Regions from separate parts of the Homo sapiens genome. Here region 2 is linked to region 1. Evidence: chromatin loops called from intact Hi-C (ENCODE). Cell type or tissue: B cell. All regions are shown on one strand. Each heading gives the region's core, and the rest is flanking DNA. Links, peaks and the distances in the headings are about the cores only. Region 1 overlaps C10orf67 (chromosome 10 open reading frame 67). Region 2 has its middle 34 kb from the start of PTF1A.

What was found. Hi-C counts contacts between places; a loop is a spot of excess contacts. Peaks named below come from ENCODE experiments on the same cell type or tissue, not always from the same donor. Only the 100,000 strongest peaks of a DNase experiment are listed, where the experiment ranks them.
Region 2: a loop joins it to region 1, with 34 times the contacts of the local background. A loop is called at or near these places in 5 of 110 quality-filtered maps.

The regions. Positions count from the first base shown.
Region 1 is chr10:23,309,124-23,321,542 of GRCh38, forward strand. C10orf67 (chromosome 10 open reading frame 67) reads right to left here. Exons shown (of 16, transcript NM_001371909.1): 4 at 11,618-11,692. Among named protein-coding and RNA genes, the nearest start is that of C10orf67-AS1, 29 kb to the right of the region's middle. In B cell, for the core only: CTCF peaks have their summits at 5,853 (motif pointing right) and 6,052; a DNase peak (open chromatin) is centred at 5,858; H3K27me3 peaks cover 310 bases.
Region 2 is chr10:23,152,011-23,164,429 of GRCh38, forward strand. No RefSeq gene overlaps it. Among named protein-coding and RNA genes, the nearest start is that of PTF1A, 34 kb to the right of the region's middle. RefSeq lists an enhancer at 5,275-5,464. In B cell, for the core only: CTCF peaks have their summits at 6,527 (motif pointing right) and 6,727; DNase peaks (open chromatin) are centred at 6,191 and 6,561; H3K27me3 peaks cover 871 bases.

The DNA of each region.
Region 1 (12,419 bases), core at 2,034-10,033:
GAACCAACCTAAATGTCCATCAATGGTTGATTGTATAAAGAAAATGTAATATATTAATATATATATCATGGAATACTATGCAGCCATTAAAAAGAATGAAATCATGTCCTTTGCAGTAACATGAATGGAGCTGGAGGCATTATCCTAAGCAAATTAATGCAGGAACAGAAAACTAAATACCACATGTTCTCACTTCTAAGTGGGAGCTAAACAACGGGTACACATGAACATAAGGACGAAAATAATGGACACTGGGGACTCCAAAAGGGAAAAAGGTGGCAGGGAGACTAGGGTTGAAATATTACCTATTGAATACAATGTTCAATATTGGGGGATGGATATACTAGAAGCCCAATCCTTACCATTATGCAATATACCCATGTAACAAGCATGCACATATACCCTCTGAATCTAAAACAGAAGTTTTTAAGCCAGCAAAACAAAGATTGCATGACAGCGCAGAAACCAATGCACTAAAAATTATGAGAAAGTGATGCAGGCTGTTTAGGGAATGATGTTCTGACTGGTGCCAAGTCATCTTCATCAGAGCATGTCACGGAAGTGCCCTGGGAAACTCATTTAAAATCTCACCCAGGTACCACACTGAGAGGTGCTTGAGCCAGCCTGCCTTCTGGATGGGCTCGGCCACTCTGGACTTCAGGACAGGGAGGGCCACAATTCTTTGGAAGAACAAAAAAGTTTTACTTTTACATGCTTCCTAACCTTGTTTTATTAGTGCAGACTCAAAGATTCCTCTTTCAGTCGGTCCTCAAACTTCAGCTGAAGCAATTGTTTGAAGAACCCAAAATCCACCTGGAGGGATTTACCTTTGGCTTTTCAAAAAATGGTTGTAAGGTCCAAATACAATGAATTCATTTTTCTTCATCTCCTGGAATGTTTCTGATGTTTCACTAGTGTTTATGGAATGAGCTGGACTCTGTGGGAGATAGCAGAAAGCAGTGTGATTTTCCCACACTGCCCCTGCAAATCTAGTTTCTAGTCTCATAGTTCTCACCTTTTAGGACTTTCAGGAAGACACCATGGCTTTATTTTTTTAACTTAGTAACAACTTTAACCTTAGACAATGACAACAAAATAAAAGGAAGAAAGAAAATGGGAAGAAAGCAAAAACCAAAACCAAAACAAAAAATTCTAGTCTAGCCAACTCTCACCCATTAATGCTTCTGTCCTCCCACCACTCTGGCCCCCCTTAGATTTGGCAGTCTGCAGTGGAGGAGAAGGGTTGAGCCTCTCTTTCTTTTATTTCTGCAATTTGAGATTCTCCAACTATCTGGTGCAGAGGAGAGGGAGAAACGTTAAGGGAACAGAAACAAGTGTCAATTGACAGTAACCTGCTGCCTTTGGTTCCCAGGAGGGTCCATGCTGGCCTGGCATCCTGCAATGCCCTTCACAAGAGCAGTGCCTCACTGGCTTCTGTCCTAGGACCTGCCCTTCTGCTGGCATCCTGTCACCTCTCCAGATGGTCCTTGTCAGCAGGCTTCTGCCCCATCACCCCTCCTGCTCTTCTGTGAAATTTTTCTGGCAAGTCCCATACCAGTCCTCACATTCCTCAGACCCAGGAATGCTTGTCAAGCTCTCCAAGAGGTCTAAAACTCCACTCTTGCTTGGCTCAAAGGAGAAATACTCTCTTTCTCTCTCCCATTTACAGGTCAGCACTCCATGTTGCCTGCTTTCCCCAAAATGGTCCTCTTGACCAGCTTTGTCCATTTCCAAATTCAAGATCTCTCTTATATTTCCTGGAGATGGATGATGGGCTAGTACTGGCCAATTAAGCTGCTCCACCAAGTCCTGGAATGTCCTTCAAAGAACATCCTGCTGGCATCTATTTTTTTTTTCTTTTTAGATAGGGTCTTGCTCTGTCACCCAGGCTGGAGTACAGTGGCATGATCGTTGCTCACTGCAGCTTCTAACTTCTGGGCTGAAGCCATCCTCCTGTCTTGGCTTCCCAAGGCACTGGAATTACAGGCATGAACCACCACACCCAGCCACACCTCACTTTTGAGCAGTATTTTGTTATTTACTTTTGGGGCTTTGGATGAAACTGAAACCCAAGAGTCCCATTTTAACATCCCATCTTAGGGTGGCTTACTAAAAAATGTATTACCCTTTAGTTTAAATCCCAGCCTAATCATGTGACCACTTGTCCTTCATCGAGAGGTTCTTTCTGACAACTGTCAAGTTGACAGGAGCAACAGACATCCAGGCCTGAGGGCCTGAGTATGACAAAGTTCAATCAGGCTGCACAATTCACTTATCAAACACAGGAGTTTGAAATTCCAGCTTGGGGCCGGGCACGGTGGCTCATGCCTGTAATCCCAGCACTTTGGGAGGCCGAGGTGGGTGGATCACCTGAGGTCCGGAGTTCGAGACCAGCCTGACCAACATGGAGAAACCCCGTCTCTACTAAAAATACAAAATTAGCCAGGTGTGGTGTCACATGCCTGTAATCCCAGCTACTCTGGAGGCTGAGGCAGGAGAATGGCTTGAACCCGGGAGGCAGAGGTTGCTGTGAGCTGAGATCATGCCATTGCACTCCAGCCTGGGCAACAAGAGCGAAACTCCATCTCAAAGAAAAAAAAAAAGAAATTCTAGCTTGGGTTCAGTAACAACATCAAAATAGTTACTGCCTGCTGTTCAAGGAAAGTGTTTTTGGAATTTCAATTGTCTCATTAACTTTCTAAAATAAAATTTCTATATTTTGGTGCCATCATTCTCATTAAGGTCCCGGTGTTAGTTTGCAACATTTAAACTAGGGAATAATTACTCTGTGAACATTTAGATTGACTAGGACAATACTGGATGGGAAGCAAGTCAATTGCTTACTTCAAAGGCGATATATCAACCTTTTTAGATAATGAAGGTTTTTATAATAGAGATATTAACTTTTATCATTTAGTTAAGATGGTGTCAGTATTAACTTTCTTCACTCTAAAGTTAATAAGTATTATACTTACTAATTAATACATGTTATACTCCTTAATTAATATGCATTTACTCCCAGTTAAAGTATTAATATGCATTGGTAGGGAGATATTTTAGTACTTCCGTAAGACAAACTTTTTCCTGAAATAAATAAATGCATTAGTTATTCACTTATTTACTTATAACAGTGAGCTCATGGATTCCTATTTTACTCAAATGGTTACAATTCATAATTATCATTATTTATTTTGATGCATGGATTTTCCCAGATTGGCCAAGTGGAATGAAGGAAGCCCCTACCAGCTGACTCCTGTGTTCTGACATGCCTTCATAATTTTTTGAGCATTTCCTTGCTTCAGTTACGACAAATATTGCAGGTCCTTCTTCCATTTTCCCTGTCCCTGCCCTGGAGTTGGCTACTCCTCCAAAAAGCCCTGGTTTCTTTTAGTGTAGAATATCATTTAAATCTAAAAGCTGAACTCTAGGTGTACTCATTGCTATAGGAGTGTCACTGCCTCTAGGCGCTCTCCATAGACAGAACTAGGATATACATAAATGTATCTACACACTTATATATACACATTCACATACATCTATATAGTTGCATATATGTATCTGTGATGATTAATTTTATGCATCAACTTGGCTAGGCCATGGTACTCTTTTTCAAACGTTAAATGTTGCTGGTATTTTTAGATGAGATAAATATTTAAATAGGTAGCTCTGAGTAAGGCAGATTACCCTTCATACTTCCATCATGTAGATGGAGCTCATCCAATAGGTTGAAGGCCTTCTCAGAAAAAGACTGAGATTCTCTGAGGAAGAAGAAATTCTCCTAGAGGACTGCGTTCGGACTCAAGCTATAACATCAAGTCTTTCCTGGGTCTCCAGCCTGCTGGTCTGCCTTGCAAATTTCAAACTTGCCAGCCCCCATAATTACATGAACCAATTCCTCAAAATCTCTTTTATCACCTCCCCACCCTCTCTTCTCTTTCCCTGTTTTCTCCCCATCTCCCCCAAATATTCATTGTCCTTCAGGGCTCAGCATAGGAATCACCTTTTCCTAAAAGTCTTCCTTAACTATTCACCCAAATTGACAGAGAGTTATGCACCCACTGGGTACAAACCTCCAATGTGGACTGTAATTGCTAAGTTTATTATCTCTCTTGACCACTGGATTATCCACAATGAGTACAAGGACTGGCTCTGGGCCTGTGCTGGAAAATCAGACAATGGGTGGATGAAATGAATCAAAACGTGAGTGAAAGAACAGTTAAAGACCTCGACATTATGGATTGCCTTTATTCTAGGAAATTTCCACTAGGAATTCATGATCTATTTCCAGTACCATGGTGTAGGTCGAGATATCTTGACACTCTTCTTGATCATATTCAACCCTTTATTCAATAAAATTTGTCAAAAACCTATTACATGCCACGCAGTCTGCTGGGAGAAGAATACAAAGATGAGTAAGACTCGGTCCCTGCTCTGCAGGAAGAGTCTAGTGGACAGATCAATATGTACTGGGTAAATGTGATACAATTCACTGTAGCTATTATACAGCAGAGAAAGAGCAAGAAGGGACATTATGTGAAAATTCCAGGGAGGTGGTTAATAACTTGAGGAGAGCTGAGGGAAGCAGGCGACGGCCCAGTATTGTGGGAGGGTAAAGTTTTAGCTAAGAAGTGGAAACAGATAAAAGTGAAGACATAAAAGGACCTTCTAAGCCATGCTAAGGCACTTAAACTTCATCCTAAAGGCATGGAGGAAACACTGAAGGATTTAAACAGGGCAGGATATGGTCAGACTTGTGTTTTGAACGACCACCCAGATGACTGGGCAGACGATGGACTTAATGAAGACCAAAAGGGATAAGAAGGCACCAGCCACAGGCCAGGTGAGCAACGCTGACTATCGAAACTAGTTCAGAGGCAAACAAGACGTGGATTTAGGAGGTAAAAAAACTGGCAGGATGGTCAGGCATGGTGGCTCACGCCTATAATCTCAGCGATTTGGGAGGCTGAGATGGGACGGTTGCTTGAGCCCGGGAGGCAGAGGTTGCAGTGAGCAGAGACGGTGCCACTGCACTCCAGCCTGGGAGACAGAGCAAGACTCTGTTTCAAAAACAACAACAACAACGAATACCCAAACAACCAAACAACAACAAAAAACTGGTAGGATTCAATGGCTTACTAAATATGAAAGATGAATTTGTTATCTAGTGCTGCATAAAAGTTTTACCCCAAATGTAGTGGCTTAAAACACACACGTTTGGCCAGGCACGGTGCCTCACACCTATAATCCCAGCACCTTGGGAGGCTGAGGTGGTAGGATCACTTGAGGCCAGGAGTTTGAGACCAGCCTGGGCAACATAGTGAGACTCGTCTCTAATGAAAAAGAAAAAAAATTAAGTTAAAACACACACACACACACACACACACACACACACACACACACACACAAACTTATTATCTCACAGTTTCTGTTGGTCAGGAATTCAGGTAGGTCCTCTGTTCAGGGTCTCCCAAGGCTGCAATTAAGGTGGTGTCCAGGGCTTTGGTCTCATCTGAAGCACAACTGTGAAAGGATCTGCTTCCAAGCTCACTCAGTTTGTAGAAAAATCCACTTTTTTTTCAGCTATAGGACTAGAGGCTTCAGTTTCTTGCTGTCAGCCAGAGGCTATACTCAATTCTTTGCCACGTGGGTTTCCCCAACATAGCCTCTCACATAGCCAACAGAGAGACTCTAGCAAGACAGATACTACCCTTTTATGTAACATAATTACATACAACTCTTTATCTTTGCTGTATTCGATTGACCAGAAGCAAAAGTTAAATAAATTTAGAAACTTGTTCATAGCTGAAAAAAAAAGTACAGGTACTTGTGACCTTAACTGGTCTCCAGAGGGCAGCAGAGAGTCATTTATACTTGTCAATCTACAAAAAGTGTATATAGCACTTCGTTTTATTTTCAACTTTCCTCTGTTCTTCCTTATGACTAAGCCTTAACAAACTGGGCGGCCAGGATCTGGAAGGCTGTCTGAGGTCATGGATCAAAGTGATGCCAACAAGCCAAAGCAAAGATTCCAATAATGACTTTAATTTAATTTAATATAAACAATTTTTTCTTAAGTCAACTAACCACAATTAAGCATATTTAACCAACACATATTTATGAAAAACTGATGAATACGAAGAATTTAATCATTTCATAGCTTTCTACTCCTAGAAGTATAAAGCATATGGACAAAGAGTAATATTCATTATTCAGCTATATTTTTGAACATTTGATATACATTAGAAATAGATCAATGTCCCAGAAATTGTAGAAGACACAAAGAACTATAAGAGCATGTGTTTTTTGTTTTTTGTTTGTTTGTTTGTTTGTTTTGAGACAGGGTCTTGCTCTATCACCCAGGCTGGAGTGCAGTGGCATGATCATGGCTCACTGCAGCCTTAACTTCCTGGGCTCAAGTGATACTCCCACCTCGGCCTTCCAAGTAGCTAGGACCCTAGGCGCATGTCCCCATGCCCAGCTGATCTTTTTGTATGTTTTGTAGAGGCAGGGTCTCACTATGTTGCCCAGGCTGGTCTCAAACTCCTGAGCCCAAGTGATCTGCCTGCCTCGGCCCCCCACAGTGCTAGGATTATAGGCATGAGCCTGGCCAAAAGCATGTTTTTAAAAACCACGAAATTCTGACTTACTCTCTCATTATAAACAAGAATAATACCGGATAAGATAGATTAAATGCATCTTTTTTTTTTCTTTTAGAGACAGGGTCATGCTCCGTCACTCAGGCTGGAGTATAGCAGCACAATCATGGCTCACTGTAACGTCAGACTCCTGGGTTCAAGCAGTCCTCCCACCTCAGCCTCCTCAGTAGGTAGGACTACAAGCATGTGCCACCATGCTGTCACAGGATCCTTGGGGTGTTGCTTTGCCAGCCAGAAACCTCTGTGGTCAGTGGCACTTTTGCCTGAGTTTTGCCCAGGCCTGCTGTGCTCATTCCACCCGCTTGGCCGGGCAGGCTGTGCTCGGCTCATACTACCAGCCTGGATCCCATGCCTGCCAAGGGCAAGCCAGATGCAGAGTGACAAGGGGTGCATGAGTGAGTGCAGGGTCCAGCCACTACACACAGCTAGGCATGCCAGCTGCAGCAGGGCAGGCAGCACCAGGTGCTGACAAAGGTGCCAGCTCCCTGCAAGGCTGCAGCTGGACCAGGTATACCACAAGTGGCTTCCACTGCTGGCATAGGGGAACACAGTGGCACCTGGAAGCTTGGAGACACCAGGAACTGCAGAGCCCCAAAGAGGGTGTCACAACACTGGCTCAGGGAGCTCCTAGGTCTGGGCGCCCCCAAGGGCTGCAGCTCTTCTCTCCGTCTTGTTGCCTGCAGTGTGGTGAGCGAGGGGTGTGTTTCAGCCCTGTTTTTATTACAGCTTTTTTAGTCCCACCATTTGGTGGGTCCCAAGTTCTCGTCCCACACGCAGGAAGAATGAGATATGCAGACAACTGGAGGGTGAGTAAGGCAAAGAGGTGCTTTATTGAGCAACAGTACAGCTTGCAGGAGATCTGAAGTGGGTAGCTCCTTTCTGCAAGCAGGTCATCCCAGCATCTGCTCAGCTCCCAGCTAAGAGAAGACCCACAGTGGGTAGCTCCTTTCTGCAGGCAGGTCATCCTGATATCTGTTCAGCTCTTAGCTGAGAGAAGACCCCACAGCGAATAACTCCTCTCTGCAGGCAGGTCATCCCCACTTCTGCCAGAGTCTGGCTGAGTCTAGGGTTTTTATGGGCTTCAGAGGGGAGGAAGCTCATGCTGATTGGTCAATGGGCAGCCATAGGTGGGCCTGAAAAAAGCACCATAAGTTCTCACTCCAGTCTGTGGAACTGGCAGCCTGGCCCCCAGGCTTCAGGCCACCCCTGGGTTGAAGGTGGAGCTTCACCAGCGACACATCCCTTTCCACTCGGGAGCCTGTCGCTTCCTGCTGCTGTTCATGGTGCCCAGGCTGTTCATGCCAAGGGACACCTGCAGGCCTGTGCTGTGCCACCCTCAGTGCCCCCTTGGCCTCCCTCCCATGCTTGTTGGCACCCAAACTCTGGAGGGGGCCAAGGCAGCAGAGGGCTGGTGTGTCAGCACCATCCCAAGCACACACACACCTGGCTGGGTCATAACAGCGCCTGGGCTTGGCCACAACTTTGCTTCAAAATCAGAGTGGGTGCCAGGAGTGAGGAGAGGCCAGGCAGCAGGAGTAGGCACTTCCGAGCCTGTGGGAGCAGGGGGGCTTCCTAGGCCCCCAAGAGCACAGGGATGCCTGGGTCTGCAGCCATGGCTGGGCAGCTGCAGCTGCCTCTAGGAGCGTGGAGCTCCCCCATCACCAACTCAGAAGGTGAGCACCACTCCTGCTTGTTCCTGGCTCCTGCCAGCTTAGTAGAGTGTACAGCCCTGGCCATATCTCCCCTGCTGCAGCCGGCATCTTTGCAGCAGCTGCTCCAGACAGGCCACTGCTGAAATGATTACATGGTTTATGGATGAAAAATGAAGTGACAAAAAATATTTATTCTCAGTTGCATAACTGTTTACATAGAAAGCCCCAAAGAGTCTATAGAAAACTTATTAAAATAAACACAAGAATTTAGCAAGATTTTTGGTTACAAAATCAATATATATAAAACTGCTACAGATAATGCTCATTTTCCCTCCTTCCCTCTTTCTCTTTCTTCCTTCCGTCTTCTTCCATTAAATATTAATTAGGCCAGCACAGTGGCTCATGGTTGTAATCTTAGCACTCTGGAATGCTAAGGCAGGAGGATTACTTGAGGACAGGAGTTCAAGACCAGCCTGGATAACATAGCAAGATCCCATGTCATATATATATATATATTTAAATTAACTGGGTGTGCTGGTACATGCCTGTAGTCCCAGCTACTCAGGAGGCTGAGGCCAGAGGATCACTTGAGTCCAGAAGTTTAAGGCTACAGTGAGCTATGAGCACACCCTACATTCCAGCCTGGGAGACAGTGAGATCCCTGTCTCTAAAAAAAAAAAAAAAAAAAAAAAGACCCAAAAATAAAAAGCAAAACAAAGAAAAAAAAAAAACAAATTCAATGAGTCGGGAATTAGTAGAAGCACAGCAGGGATGGCCTATCTCTCCTCTGTAAGACCTGTGACCTCACATAAAAAGAGTCTACATGGCTGGCAGCTGGAGTCATCTGGACGCTTCTCCACTCATATTTTTGACTCCTGGGCTGGGGTGACTCAAAGGCTGGGCTCAGATGAGCCTGGAGACCCAGTAGTACCTACATGTAGATCTTCCATATGGCATGGGCTTTTGTCAGCATGGTAGCTCAATTCAGGGAGGGACAATGTAGAGGGGAAACATTCAGAGTGAATAAGGATGAACTTGCAAGACTTCTTTTGACGTTAACTTAAAAGTCACGCAGCTTCACTTCCTCCACATTCTGTGTTTATCAGCAAGTCACTAAGGGCAGCCCTGATTCAAGGGAGGGGAATCAGATTCCACCTCTTGATGGGAGAGAAACATTGCACAAGAGCAGGTAAGTGGGAGACAGTGTCACAGATGCCTTTGGAAACACAGTTTGGCACAGAGTCACAGAGATCGTTAGCAGAGCAATCTGTCCTGGGATGTTTTCAGCTGCAAGTAACTGAAAAGCCAACTAACAGTGGCTTAGACACTGAGGGGTTGTTATCTCATGAATAAGAGGCCAGAGGCAGGGCAAGTCCAGGGTTACTTTCATGGCTCCATGACATTACCAAGGACCCCTCTGCTTCTTATCTTTCCACCTTGCTACCTTCAGCACATCCAGAGTATCTCAATGTTTGGTTTCACAGTGGCTGCAGCAAATCCAAGCATCAGAAGGAGACATAAAATGTCAAGCAAAGAAAAAGAAAGGGTCTTCCATGAGAACCCTTTTTTTTCTTTCCAATTTTTGTTTTAGGTTCAGAGGGTACATGTACAGGTTTATTACATGGGTAAATTGCACGTCACAGGGTTTGGTGTACAGATTATTTCATCATGCAGGTAATAAGCATAGTACTCAATAGGTAGTTTTTTGATCTTCACCCTCCTCCCACCCTCCACCCTCAAGTAGGCCCCTGTGTCTATTGTTCCCTTCTTTGTGTCCATATGTTCTCAATGTTTAGCTCCCACTCATAAGTAAGAACATGCAGTATTTGGTTTTCTGTTCCAATATTAATTTGTTTAGAATAGTGGCCTCCAGCTCCATCCATGTTGCTGCAAAGGATGTGATTTTATTATTTTTTATGGCTGTGTAATATTCCATGGTGTATATGTACCACATTTTTTTTTATCCAGTCCACCGTTGATGGGCATCTAGGTTAATTTCATGTCTTTGCTATTGTGAGCAGTGCTGCAATGAACACACACATGCAGGTGTCTTTATGGTAGAATGATTTATCTTTCTTTGGATATATAACCAGCAAAGGGATTGCTTGGTCAAACGGTAGTTCTGTTTTAATTTCTTTGAGAAATCTTCAGACTGCTTTCCACAGTGGCTGAACTAATTTACATTCCCATCAGCAGTGTATAAGCAAGTGTTCCCTTTTCTCTGCAACCTCACCAGCATCTGTTATTTTTTTGACTTTTTAATAATAACCATTCTGACCAGTGTGAAGTGATATCTTCAGGAGTCCCTTTTACTGAGAAAGAACAACCTCCTCCAAAATCTCACAGCCAACTCACCTTCAGGTCTCATTGGTTAGGGACCTGACTTTGCCTATGTCTGTGCTATAGCTGAAAAGGGAGCTGGAAGAGGAAGAATCTAGCACTTTGGCTTCTATAGTTGGAAGTGCCCCTGTCAGTAAAAAGCAGTGGGGAGAATGTGCAGTGGAGAGAATGACATTTGAGTAGGCGTCACCACTGTCTGCCACAGGTACAGGTGACCATTCATGCATTTAGCAATCAGCAGCTGGTTGTTAATTACGTACCAGTCACAGCGCTAAAGGCAGAACCACAGCAGAGAGTAACACACAGGAGATCCTTAAGGTTGACAGTCTGGCATGGAACGGAGATACTTCACAAGCAATTACATAATTAAATACAGATGTGTTGAGTGCTATGATAAGAAACTTGTAAACAGTGCCCAAAAAGAAGTATGCAAAAAATTTATTTATGGAAGTATATTGAAATGCGAAGTGAGAATATAGTTATAAATGCTAAACAAAGCACAGAGTCTTTGCTGAGTCTAAGAAAACCACTAAAGGCAGGAATTTTCCCATTGTGAAGGAAAATGAAGCATGTGTCTGGCAGATAGAAATGTCCCTGTCATTAGAAAAGTTAATCCACCAAGGGTCAGAGACCATTCACTGGAATTTACTACAGATTCTCTGAACTCTCTCTTAGGACCATCTGACCTTAGTCTATTCAGCTATGGCCTCACCAAATAAACTTTGGATTACTTTGGTACATGCCCAGGTGTCCTGAATACCAGATTAGAATTTTCCAGTTTCTGGAAAGCATTATAATGTGAGCATAAACAGTCCTAGGCCTGATCCCTCTAAGGTGACCTGAAAATCGAGGAAACAGGCCTTCAGAGCTGGAAACACAGACTGGGAAGCCAAGGTGATCCCCACTCCTTGCACACAGCAGCTGAAGCTAGCCTTGCCCACAACTACGGCACCAGAAACAGAAACTCACCTGGTACATTCCTTTGATAACAGCTATGGCATCAGCTAACTGCTGATTGAAGGATTTTCTCATCTTATCCTCATTCTGCAAACAAAAATAAATGCAATAAGCACCATAATGTATTTCCAAATATGACCCACACCTACTAGGGAGGGACTCATAGTAAAAAAACATCATCTGAATCATCACAATCTATTGAAAACTTCAGTTCATAATCATTTCTCCCACCCTGCAGCCGTTATGACACATTTTATTTTTACTTATACTCAACCAAAAGCAATAGAGAGATCATATAGATAAAATATATACAGATAATTTGAACACTTCATTTCATTTTTCACTTGAGTAAAGTCTTTCAGTGCCTTCCTAGAATTGCTTTTAAAAGTAGTAAAGTCTATTTGTGATGCCTATCTTCTTCTAGTCCTTGTACTTTTTGAATGGAATATGCTCATGAAAAGAAATCTATACAGCTAGTCTGCAAACTAGAGTTATTTTCCGATTAATCAAATGATTTGATTAGATCTGTTTAGATTAACAATAGAAGAGAGTGCATTAAAAATAATACCCATGATTCTCATATCAATTCTGATTTCAGCATGGAGTATAAACAAGAAATAGGCTTTATACTTTTCTAAAAAAAATTTGTTTTTTAATTTATTTTGTAGAGATGGGGTATTGCTTTGTTGCCCAGGCTGATCTCGAACTCCTGGGCTCAGACTATCCTCCTGTTTCAACCTCTCAAAGTGCTGGGATTATAGGCCTGAGCCATCGCCTCCCAGCCTCAAATAGGCTTTAGAGTCAGATGGTATTG
Region 2 (12,419 bases), core at 2,508-10,507, 160 kb before region 1:
GAGATTGCACCACTGCACTCCAGCCTGGGTGACAGAGCAAGACTCAGTCTTAAACTCAAAAAGAAAAAAAAAAAGAAAATAGGTTGTAAAAAAAAACCCATATATATACACATACACTTAGATATTATATATAATATGATATGTAATATATGCTAGATATTATATATAAGATATGCTAGATATTATATATAATATATGATAGATATTATATGTAATATATGATAGATATTATATGTAATATATGATAGATATTATATGTAATATATGATAGATATTATATGTAATATATGATAGATATTATATATAATATAGTATATGATAGATATTATATATAATATAGTATATGATAGATATTATATATAATATAGTATATGATAGATATTATATAATATAATATATGATAGATATTATATATAATATAGTATATGATGGATATTATATAATATAGTATATGATAGATATTTATAATATAATATATGATAGATATTATATATAACATAATATATGATAGATATTATATATAACATAATATATGATAGATATATAAAATATAATATATGATAGATATATAAAATATAATATATGATAGAATCATATATTATATATATCTATATATATCTATTGCTATATATATCATATATAGATATATCTATATATGATAGATATGACATGATTGTATATCTAGAAAACCCCATCGTCTCAGCCCAAAATCTCCTTAAGCTGATAAGCAACTTCAGCAAAGTCTCAGGATACAAAATCAATGTGCAAAAATCACAAGCATTCCTATACACCAACAACAGACAAACAGAGAGCCAAATCATGAGTGAACTCCCATTCACAATTGCTTCAAAGAGAATAAAATACCTAGGAATCCAACTTACAAGGGATGTGAAGGACCTCTTCAAGGAGAACTACAAACCGCTGCTCAAGGAAATAAAAGAGGATACAAACAAATGGAAGAACATTCCATGCTCATGGGTAGGAAGAATCAATATCGTGAAAATGGCCATACTGCCCAAGGTAATTTACAGATTCAATGCCATCTCCATCAAGCTACCAATGCCTTTCTTCACAGAATTGGAAAAAACTACTTTAAAGTTCATATGGAACCAAAAAAGAGCCCGCATCGCCAAGTCAATCCTAAGCCAAAAGAACAAAGCTGGAGGCATCACACTACCTGACTTCAAACTATACTACAAGGCTACAGTAACCAAAACAGCATGGTACTGGTACCAAAACAGAGATATAGATCAATGGAACAGAACAGAGCCCTCAGAAATAACACCGCATATCTACAACTATCTGATCTTTGACAAACCTGAGAAAAACAAGCAATGGGGAAAGGATTCCCTATTTAACAAATGGTGCTGGGAAAACTGGCTAGCCATATGTAGAAAGCTGAAACTGGATCCCTTCCTTACACCTTATATAAAAATCAATTCAAGATGGATTAAAGACTTAAACGTTAGGCCTAAAACCATAAAAACCCTAGAAGAAAACCTAGGCATTACCATTCAGGACATAGGCATGGGCAAGGACTTCATGTCTAAAACACCAAAAGCAATGGCAACCAAAGCCAAAATTGACAAATGGGATCTAACTAAACTAAAGAGCTTCTGCACGCAAAAGAAACTACCATCAGAGTGAACAGGCAACCTACAAAATGGGAGAAAATTTTCGCAACCTACTCATCTGACAAAGGGCTAATATCCATAATCTACAAAGAACTCAAACAAATTTACAAGAAAAAAACAAACAACCCCATCAAAAAGTGGGCGAAGGACATGAACAGACACTTCTCAAAAGAAGACATTTATGCAGCCAAAAAACACATGAAAAAATGCTCACCATCACTGGCCATCAGAGAAATGCAAATCAAAACCACAATGAGATACCATCTCACACCAGTTAGAATGGCAATCATTAAAAAGTCAGGAAACAACAAGTGCTGGAGAGGATGTGGAGAAATAGGAACACTTTTACACTGTTGGTGGGACTGTAAACTAGTTCAACCATTGTGGAAGTCAGTGTGGCGATTCCTCAGGGATCTAGAACTAGAAATACCATTTGACCCAGCCATCCCATTACTGGGTATATACCCAAAGGACTATAAATCATGCTGCTATAAAGACACATGCACACGTATGTTTATTGCGGCATTATTCACAATAGCAAAGACTTGGAACCAACCCAAATGTCCAACAATGATAGACTGGATTAAGAAAATGTGGCACATATACACCATGGAATACTATGCAGCCATAAAAAATGATGAGTTCATGTCCTTTGTAGGGACATGGATGAAATTGGAAATCATCATTCTCAGTAAACTATCGCAAGAACAAAAAACCAAACACCGCATATTCTCACTCATAGGTGGGAATTGAACAATGAGATCACATGGACACAGGAAGGTGAACATCACACTCTGGGGACTGTTGTGGGGTGGGGGGAGGGGGGAGGGATAGCATTGGGAGATATACCTAATGCTAGATGACAAGTTAGTGGGTGCAGCACACCAGCATGGCACATGTATACGTATGTAACTAACCTGCACAATGTGCACATGTACCCTAAAACTTAAAGTATAATAATAAAAAAATAAAAAAATAAATAAGATATTATATATAATATATGATAGATATTATATATAATATATGATAGATATTATATATAATATGATATATGATAGATATTATATATAATATGATATATGATAGATATTATATATATGATATATGATAGATATTATATATAATATGATATATGATAGATATTATATATAATATGATATATATAATAGATATTTTATATACTTTTTTTTTTACTTAAAATATCTCCCTCACCCCCTTCTTTTCTCTTAGGGCCCTTCCCTCTGTTGGATTTGAGATCAACTTCACAGTTCAGAGTTGATCGCTAAAAATACATTAAAAGGGCAAACAGCTGAATATGTCTAAGTTTTTGATAATTTTTTAAAACAGTCCCATTAAAGGTTGCATTGGAGAGAAAAGAAGCAGTAGAGGGGGAAAGACTGAAGGTTGAGGAAAGATGGGAGTGGGTGGGCCAGAGTCGGGCTTGGGGAGGCTGAAGCCGGGGTCAGGGACTGGCCTTGGAGAGGAACAGAGGTTTATTCTCCTGAGCTGGGAGGGAAGGAACGAGGTGAGGATGTGGAACTGATGAATGTGTTGGCAAGGAGGTAGGAAGTTAAGCCAAGTAACTCAATCGCCTCAAGTTTCACCGTGTTGAGGTTGAGGCAGATTCTTGAGAAGCAGTGAAAGCAGGTCTGTTCTGTAGCTGATGGAAGGAAAGAGGACAGGGGTTCCAGAGGCGTGCAAACGGCTTTGTTCATTACAACAGAAGTTCCTATTACAAATCTCACCCTAGCCAGGCACGGTGACTCATGCCTGTAATTGCAGCACTTTGGGAGGGCAAAGCAAGTAGATTGTTTGAGCCCTTGAATTCGAGACCAGCCTGAGCAATGTGTTGAAACCCCATCTCTACAAAAAATACACAGAATTTGCTGGGTGTGGTGGTGCGCACCTGTAGACCCAGCTACTTGGGAGGCTGAGAGATGGGAGGATTGCTTGAGCTCAGGAGATTGAGGCTGCAGTGAGCTATAATCACACCACTGCACTCCAGCCTGGGTGACAGAGAGAGACCCTGTCTCACAAAAACAAACAAACAAAAAATCTCACCCTCACAGTCCCATAAATTACAGGCGTGTGTGGAAATTGGCATGACCACCTTGGGGAAGTATTAGGGTTGCCACAAATCCTTTTTTCCTTCTCCTATTTGGAATTAGGCAGAGTCTAATTCTCATTCCTGTGAATCTGAGCTGGCCTAGGTGACTTGTGTGACAAGCAGAACGTGGCGGAGGTGACGCTGCAAGCCTTCTGAGGCTCGGTCAGCAGCAGCCTTGTGGCTTCCCCCTCCATCTTCTTGAACACTTGCTCCAGGGGGAGCCAGCTATGCTGTAAGGTGCCCCACCATCCTGAGATGGCCACGCTGGAGAGGCTTCATGGAGGACGATCTCGGCAGTTCCAGCTGAGCCCAGCCTCACAGCTGTCCCCGCTGAGGCACCAGGTGTGTGGGTGAAGCCATCTGGTACCCTCCAGATCACTTGATAGCCAAATACTTAAATGATCTTAGTCTGAGCCAAGGGGAGAGAGGAACTGCTCAGCTGAGCCTGCCTGAATTTGTAGCCCACAGAATAGATGTAATAAAATGGTGGTGGTTTTAAACCACAGAATGTTGGGGTGATTTGTTAGGTAGCAATAGACCACCAGAACAAGTACCAGCCACCAAAGCTGAATGTACCCAGATCCTAGGACCTATGCATCCTACTTCTGGATAAATATCTCACAAATATTTGTCTCTATGTGCACCAAGACACAACAAGAAAGGTCATAGCAGCGTCATATTCATAACGGCACCAAACTGGAATCAATGTAAAAAAAAAAACCAAGATGAGAACGATCCATCTGCTGGGCTAGACTGCATGGAACAGGAAAGTCGCAGAGGGTAGGAACGAGAGAAATCTGGAGGGGCCTTTGTGACCTAATTAGGAGCATTCCCAATCACTCGGCTGTGCGGTGCTGATGATGACGCCCACCTTCACCACTTCCTCCACCCACACTGCACGTGTGAGCCGGCCCTTCTCCAGAGCCAACCCCATTTTCCTCCTATGTATTTGTTCTGGTCAATACAAGCTTACAGCGTGCCAGGCACTGTGCCTGTTGAAAAGAAAGAGAGAGAGGATGGAAGGAAGGAAAGAAGAAGGAAAAGGAGGGAAGGAGAAGGGAGGAAAGAAAGGAAAGGAGAAGGAAAGAAAGGAAGGGAGAAGGAAAGAAAGGAAAGGAGAAGGAAAGAGAGGGAGGGAAGAAAGGGAGAAGGAGCGGGAGGCAGGAAGGAAGGAATTAAGGAAGACAGGAAGGAAGGAAATAAGGAAGACAGGAAGGAAGGAAATAAGGAAGACAGGAAGGAAGAGAGGAAGGGAGGGAGGATGGAAGGAAGAGAAAAAACAAAAAGAGAGGAAAGGAGGAAAAGAGGGAGGAAGAAAAATAGAAAGGAAGCAGGGAGGGATGAGGGGAGAGAAAGAAAGGGAAAGAAACCAACTAGCTATTAAAATATCTTTCATTTAGGAATCACAGGCCTGTGAACAATTCAATACAGCAAAACAGCAGTGCTGTGCAGGTCTGCGCACTTCTTTTGTGTGGATCAAAGGATTTTGCCTTTAATGCACAACCTGTCTTCTCTACCAGACTAGAAAGGAAACTCCTTACCACTAGGGACTTTTTACTGATCTTAACTTCCTGCAGTGTCCAGCACAAGGCCTTGTGCATGATAGGTACTTTCAAAACATTTTTAAAAATGGAAGAACTACATTAAACGTGAGCGACCAACTCTCAGGTGGTTGGGTTTGCGAGGTCACCCACGAGATGACCTTGAGCTGATGCGAATGGTCCATCTTGCTGCAATCAGCAGAACTCAGCCTCTGAACGCCCTCACTGCACCGCCACACTAAGCACACTAGAGTCAAGGACTATGGGCAGCCAAGTGCGTCCAAAAACAAATGCCCCTGCCTGACGGCCCATGACTCTGTCATCATAATGAGCGGTGAGCTCCAGGCACCGGATGGTCCCGTGTAATTAATTATGCAGCGTCGTAAAAAGGCAGGCAGGAAATGTCCTCTGGTCAACCGGGGAGGGCAGAGTCCTGGGGGCTGAAGAGGGTCCCGCAGGTGGAAATAAGCACCCAGGAGCTTTGGGGGATCTTGCTACACTTGCTTCTGTTGTCCAGGGGGTGGGCTCCCTAGACACCTGAGAGGCACAGCATTCTTGTGTCAGGACAGGGCTGAGCTGCAAAGCCCCTGTCGCCTCCCACAGCAAGGGCAGGTAAACCTCAGTGATCCATACCCCACCGACCAGCTGTAGTTTAGAAATTTCACACACACGCGCGCGCACACACACACAGAGTTGGAATGCAAAGTATGCATTAACTTAATGTGGTTTTAAAATTATTAAATATCCCTTATCAACCAACTAGAAATGTGCAACTAATATTAGCGGTGGGAGGAGGGTTCTCGAATTCTAAACGGTAGATTCTGTTTGAGGTGTCTAAACTAAGACAAAAAATTTCACATGTGTGACTCATCCAAACCATTAGAGGGCGACCTTCACCTTTACAAGTCTTTTGAGCAATTGTGGGGGGTGGTGGGGGAAGGCAAGATCCTGACATGTATTGAATGGACTTTGTGTTGTAGACTAAGGCACTATGGAAGAAAAATGGTAGCTACCAAAATTAATATACAAATATTGCTAAAATGCCATATCTATTTTGCATAGAGTGGAACTGAATCAATTGTATCTCTTGAATTTTGCTTTAGCTCTGCCTAAATTGACCTAAAGTCCTCAGTCAATTCCTTCATCCTTGGAATTTAGCCAAGGATTTGTGTTAACAGACTGTTTCGTTGCATTTTTCTATTTTCCAAATAAGTGAGTTGATGCGCGACAGGATTGTTTATGAGGGGGGGATGAGTTCTGCAAGAGCCCACCAGAGGGAGCCAAATGACTGCTTTAGAACCCTTCATTCACTGCTGCTTTGCTTTTCCTCTTTGGGAAGCTGCTTAATCAAACCCATTGAACACCCTTCCCTCCCCTCCCACCACCCGAGACACTTAAAAAATTAGAAGTAATCCTAGCACCAGAAATGCACATTCCGTATTTTCTTAGCCCACAGACTATGAACAAACAAATAATACTGCTGTGGCGAGGTATTTTAACAGTGTGAAAATTGCCCACTTAATAGGGAATAGAATAATTAAAGAGATCTTGGCTTAGGAAAAAAAGTGAAACGGCGGACACACAGTGAGAAAAAAATCCGGTCAAGTACAGTGACCTGCCAGGGGATGGGAGAGAATTCGAGAACCAATTAGGATTCTAAACAACTTACCCAACTGAACAGATCACTTTTCTCCTATTTTCAACGAACATTTCAAGCATCTGCTTTCAAAGGAGCCTTGACAGTGACTGTTTCTTCTTTCATTTTTTATTTTTATTTATTTATTTATTTATTTTTTTGAGACGGAGTCTGGCTCTGTCGCCCAGGCTGGAGTGCAGTGGCGCGATCTCGGCTCACTGCAAGCTCCGCCTCCCGGGTTCACGCCATTCTCCTGCCTCAGCCTCCCGAGTAGCTGGGACTGCGAGTAGCTGGGACCACGAGTAGCTGGGACCACAGGCGCCTGCCAACACGCCCGGCTAATTTTTTTGTATTTTTAGTAGAGACGGGGTTTCACCATGTTAGCCAGGCTGGTCTCGATCTCCTGACCTTGTGATTCGCCCACCTCGGCCTCCCAAAGTGCTGGGATTACAGGCGTGAGACACTGCGCCCGACTGTTTCTTCTTATGCTGTGATGGGGGTTAGCTCTGCTAGGAAGTTTCTAGACGAACACATCCTCCCTGGTTCTGTGCTGCTTCAGACCTATGAGACCCTCTGTTCAGATCAACAGCATTTGCCCACTGGCATTTGCCATTATTGGCATTCTGAAGGCCAGGATCTGCTGGGAAAATGGTGTATCTGAATTTCAGCCACGTTCTTAAAATATCCATCCTTGGCTGGGCGCCGTGGCTCAAGCCTGTATTCCCAGCACTTTTGCAGGCTGAGGCCAGGAGTTCGAGACCAGCCTGACCAACATGGTGAAACCCTGTCTCTACTGAAGATACAAAAATTAGCTGGGCGTGGTGGTGCGTGCCTGTAATCCCAGTTACTCGGGAGGTAACTGGGATTGAGGTGGGAGAATCGCTTGAACCTGGGAGGTGGAGGTTGCAGTGAGCCGAGATCGTGCCACTGCACTACAGCCTGGGTGACAGAGTGAGACCCTGTCTCAAAAAAAAAAAAAAAAAGAAAAAAAATCCAACCTCTTTCTTGACACTCTTACCTTTCTACCCACAACCTGAGGGGCTAATACATCTTTCCTCTTATGTGGCACACACTTTGTAATATATTATAGCTCCAATTCAATTCCATAGTTATTTTTAATCTGACTTTCCTATTAAACTGTCAGTTCCTTGAGAAAAGAATTTTGTCTTAATACTCTCCCTAGCCCCAGAACCAAGCAGGATGCAATGCACACACTAGGAGTAATTCAATGTTATGGATAAATGATATCTTTATGAACAAGGTGTAAAATAATAAATAAGAACTAAGAGACAGCAGGTATTTACATGGTGCCAGTCTCGGTCTAAGCACTAGATGTGTTCACTCATTTCATCTGCAGAAATGCGCTGTGAAACAGGGGATAGGCACTACAAGTGTCTACATTTTTAAATTGGCAAAACTAAGGTGATGGATGAGGAGGATTAAGTAACTTGCCCAGGGACACGAGTAGTAGAAGCTGAGACTGGGGTTTGAACCCCAGGAGCCTGATGCCAGAGCCTATGCACACAACCGTAAGACCATAAAGAGCCACACCAGAGAATGGAGACAGGATGGTTATGCAGGTCACAACCTGCTTAATGACTATACTCAAAGTGTGCTGATTAATTCACAACCAATAAAATCTTGACTAGAGTAACATGTTACTTCCCTCAATGTGTTAGGTAGGGCAAAAAGCTGAGCTACTGGAACAAGAGAACACCCCTTCCAAATATAATGGCTTAAAGACCAAAAAGCACGCGTTTTTCACTCAAGTAATAGTCTGGGGTGTGTGTTCTGTGTCAGTGAGCAGCTCTGCTCCGTGTGGTCATCCAGGGACTTGAGATCTTCCATCGTGGAGCTCTGCCATCCCTGAGGGCCTTTTCTCTGTGTGGCTGGGGCTGGGCCATACTGTGTCCAGGCTGCACCCAGCAGGAAGGCAAAAGAGACATGGGGAAGGCACACTCACTGTCTTGACGCCTCATCTTTGGGGAGAACTTAGTCATGTAGCCACATTTAACTGCTGGGAAATGAGGTCTTGCTGACTGGAATATTATTTGGCAAAAAAGGAGGAATCAAGTACTGATACATCCACAGTGTGGGTGAACCTAGAAAACATTAAGCTAGTGAAAGAAGCCAGTCACATAGGACCACACACTGCATGATTCTCATTATATGAAATGTCGAGAGGAGGCAAATCTACAGAGCTGGAAAGTAGATTAGTGATTGTCAGGAGCTGGGGGGATGAGGAGATTGGGGGTGACAGCCAAGGTGTGGGGTTTCTTTTGAGGGTAATAAAAATGTTCTAAACATGATTGTGGTGATGGATATAATATATTGCGAATCTACTAAATATACAAAGTCATTAAATTTACACTTCAACTAGGTGATTTGTATGATGTGCTAATTACACCTCAATATAGCTGTTGAAAAGTCATCATCAGCTAGAACAACAGGCTCAAATCAACCCGATGAAATGTATCATAGCTCCAGGGAAGAGCCAGCGGTGTCAGCGAAACTCCATTTCACAAGAGCAGGATGGGAGAGACATGGCTGAGCAGACCCCAGTGAGCTGCAGAAGGATTTTGGCATGTCATAAGCTCAGGGCAAGCTGCTGAAAGAGTTAAAGTCACTGAATTCAAGATTGTTCTCTCGCAGTTTAACTTCCAGGGGCTGTCAGGAGCTTTAGAGAGTCAATAAAGCTCCAAACTCACTATTAGGAAAAATAAACATGAAAAATTGACATCTTAACGCAGTGACTGCCAAGGATTCAGTGTCAGAAGAGTCCAGCTGGCCTCAGATTTTTTGACTCAGGGCTTCTGCTCTCAGGCCTGGCTGTGACTTTTTTTTTTTTTTTTTGAGACTGAGTGAGACTCTGTCACCCAGGCTGGAGCGCAGTGGCACGATCTTGGTTCACTGCAACCTCTGCCTCCCAGGTTCAAGCGATTCTCGTGCCTCAGATTCCCAAGTAGCTGGGATTACAGGCATGTACCACAACGCCTGGCTAATTTTTGTATTTTTAGTAGAAACAGAGTTTCACCATGTTGGCCAGGCTGGTCTCAAACTCCTGACCTCAGGTGATCCACCTGCCTTGGCCTCCTAAAGTGCTGAGATTACAGGTGTGAGCCACCATGCCCTGTCCCCTGGCTGTGACTTCAGCCCCTGGAGTGTGCCCATCAGGGACAGTGGAGATTAGAGTGAGAAATTTCTTTAGTTTGGGGCTTTTGGGGTTAGAAGCGTGGGGCAGGGTAGGTATGTCTTGGTGACAAATGGCCAGGGTTCCCGAGGACACACCAACAAAAAAAGAAAATGAGGCTGGGGGGAGCCAGAAATCAAGCCTCAAGAGAAGGAAATCAAAATTGCAGCAGATACAGTATCTCTAAACACCTCCCAATCATGCTTCCTTATCTCTGGCTTTCAACACCTCCTAAAACGTCAGTTTTACCTTCTGCCATTTGCACTCCATCCCTTACCAAAAATAACCTGAGGAGGACAGAATGGAAAATGTGACGTATAATTATTGCTCCGACTAGGTTTAGATTTTACCTTTGAGCTACCTGACAGAAAGACAATGGGATTATTTAAATAATTCTCATTTTCAGAAAGAAGAAAACATACCAAATTCTTAAGATATAAAAGATCTACTGACACAGCAGCTAAACAAAATTTTGACATGAATTTATGTTTTAAAGGATAAAATCTAGAAATGGAAAAGCATTTTTGATAAAGCATGGCTTTATGATTCATATGTATTGCTCGGAAGTTTCTGGTGCTTTGATTAGTTCTACCAGAGAGCTACATATATTGGAAATCAATGTAAACAACTTAATTTTCCTATAATTCAGCCAACCCCACCCCTGCATCCAGCAATTATTTATGTCCCTGGTAGGTTGTAGCACTGAGGTGACCGAAGGAAGGTATATTAGAGGATGAGAATGGTACTTGCCTTCAAGAAACCTAGTTGACAAGTCGAGTTTGAGACCAGCCTAGGCAACACAGGGAAACCCTGTCTCTACAAAAAATTAAATTAAAAAAAAATGGCAGGGCATGGTGGCACATGCACCTGTGGTCCCAGCTACTTGGGAGGCTAAAGTGGGAGGGTCACTTGAGCTCAGGAGTTTGAGACTACAGTGAGCTATGATCACACCACTGCACTTCAGCATGGGTGACAGAGGGAGACCCTATCCAAAAAAAAAAAAAAAAGAGAAAAGGAAAGAAAGAAAGAGAGAGGAAGGAAGGAAGGAAGGGAGGGAGGGAGGGAGGGAAGGAAGGAAAGGGAAAGAAACTTAGCTGGGAGGCAAAACACATGAAATAATTTGAAATGGGAAATGGCAGAAACTGAACTACTGCTGTGGGTAGCAGTTAGTCACCTTAGCTTAGTAGTGGAGGATTCCAGGAGAGATCAATAAGAACCACAATTGTAAATAAAGACCCAGAACAAAGGTCTGGAGAGCCCATCTCAAGAATTTGGACCAATCTCCTTCATAAAGAGGGCATGAGGCTCCCACTCACCCAAGAAAGGCTGGTCCTGTGCCAACAAGGCCAGAGAGCTGAAACAGCCAAGCCACAGGCCTCATTACAGGACAGCCGTCCCCCACAACAGATGCAGCCCCACCCAAACAAGAGAGTTTGGGGACAAAGGAGAGCTAAATCTCCTGGCCATCCCCGATCCCCCAGCCCCATTTCAGCATCACTGGGGCCTCAAAGGGGCCAGGTGGCATTGGGGGCAATTCTGCCATCAGCCCCTGGGAACTGGCATTTTTAATCTGCTCAATTAGGAATGTAAGGACATCTCACTTCCATTTGCCAGGCTGGCAGGGAGGGTGTGCCGACAGCCAAATGCGCTTAGTGTTGCTGAGCAAAAGTGGAGGAAATTCAACAGAAATGCAACCTCCGGCCGGGCTCGGCAGCTCACACCTGTAATCCCAGCACTTTGGGAGGTGAAGGTGGGCAGATCACCGAGGTCAGGAGTTCAAGATCAGCCTGGCCAACATGGTGAAACCCCATCTCTACTAAAAATACAAAAAATTAGCTGGGTGTGAAGGCAGGTGCCTGTAATCCCAGCTACTTAGGAGGCTGAGGAAGGAGAATCTCTTGAACCTGGGAGGTAGAGGTTGCAATGAGCTGAGATCACACCACTGCACTCCAGCCTGGGTGACAGAGTGAGACTCCATCTCAAAAAAAAAGAGAAAAGCAACCTCCTTCAGAAAGAGAGCCATTGGCTGACAAAACACCCAGAGGCGCCCAGCTCTCCTTTCCAGCCCTCCATGTTTGACCATGACTGCAGGACTGTGACGGTCAAGGGTGTCTCTCTTTTCCTCACTTCGAAATCAGGATAATAATAGACAGTGATTGCTTTTGCAAAGATTAAGGCAATGCCTGTAATGTGCTCAGGCCCGATACCTGTATAGAGAAGGCACAAGTTTAGCTGCTAGGACACGGCTGATTTCTAGCATTTTCGTTCTTCCTTCTGGCGTTTTTAGTCCCTCCACTCCTGGAGGCCACAT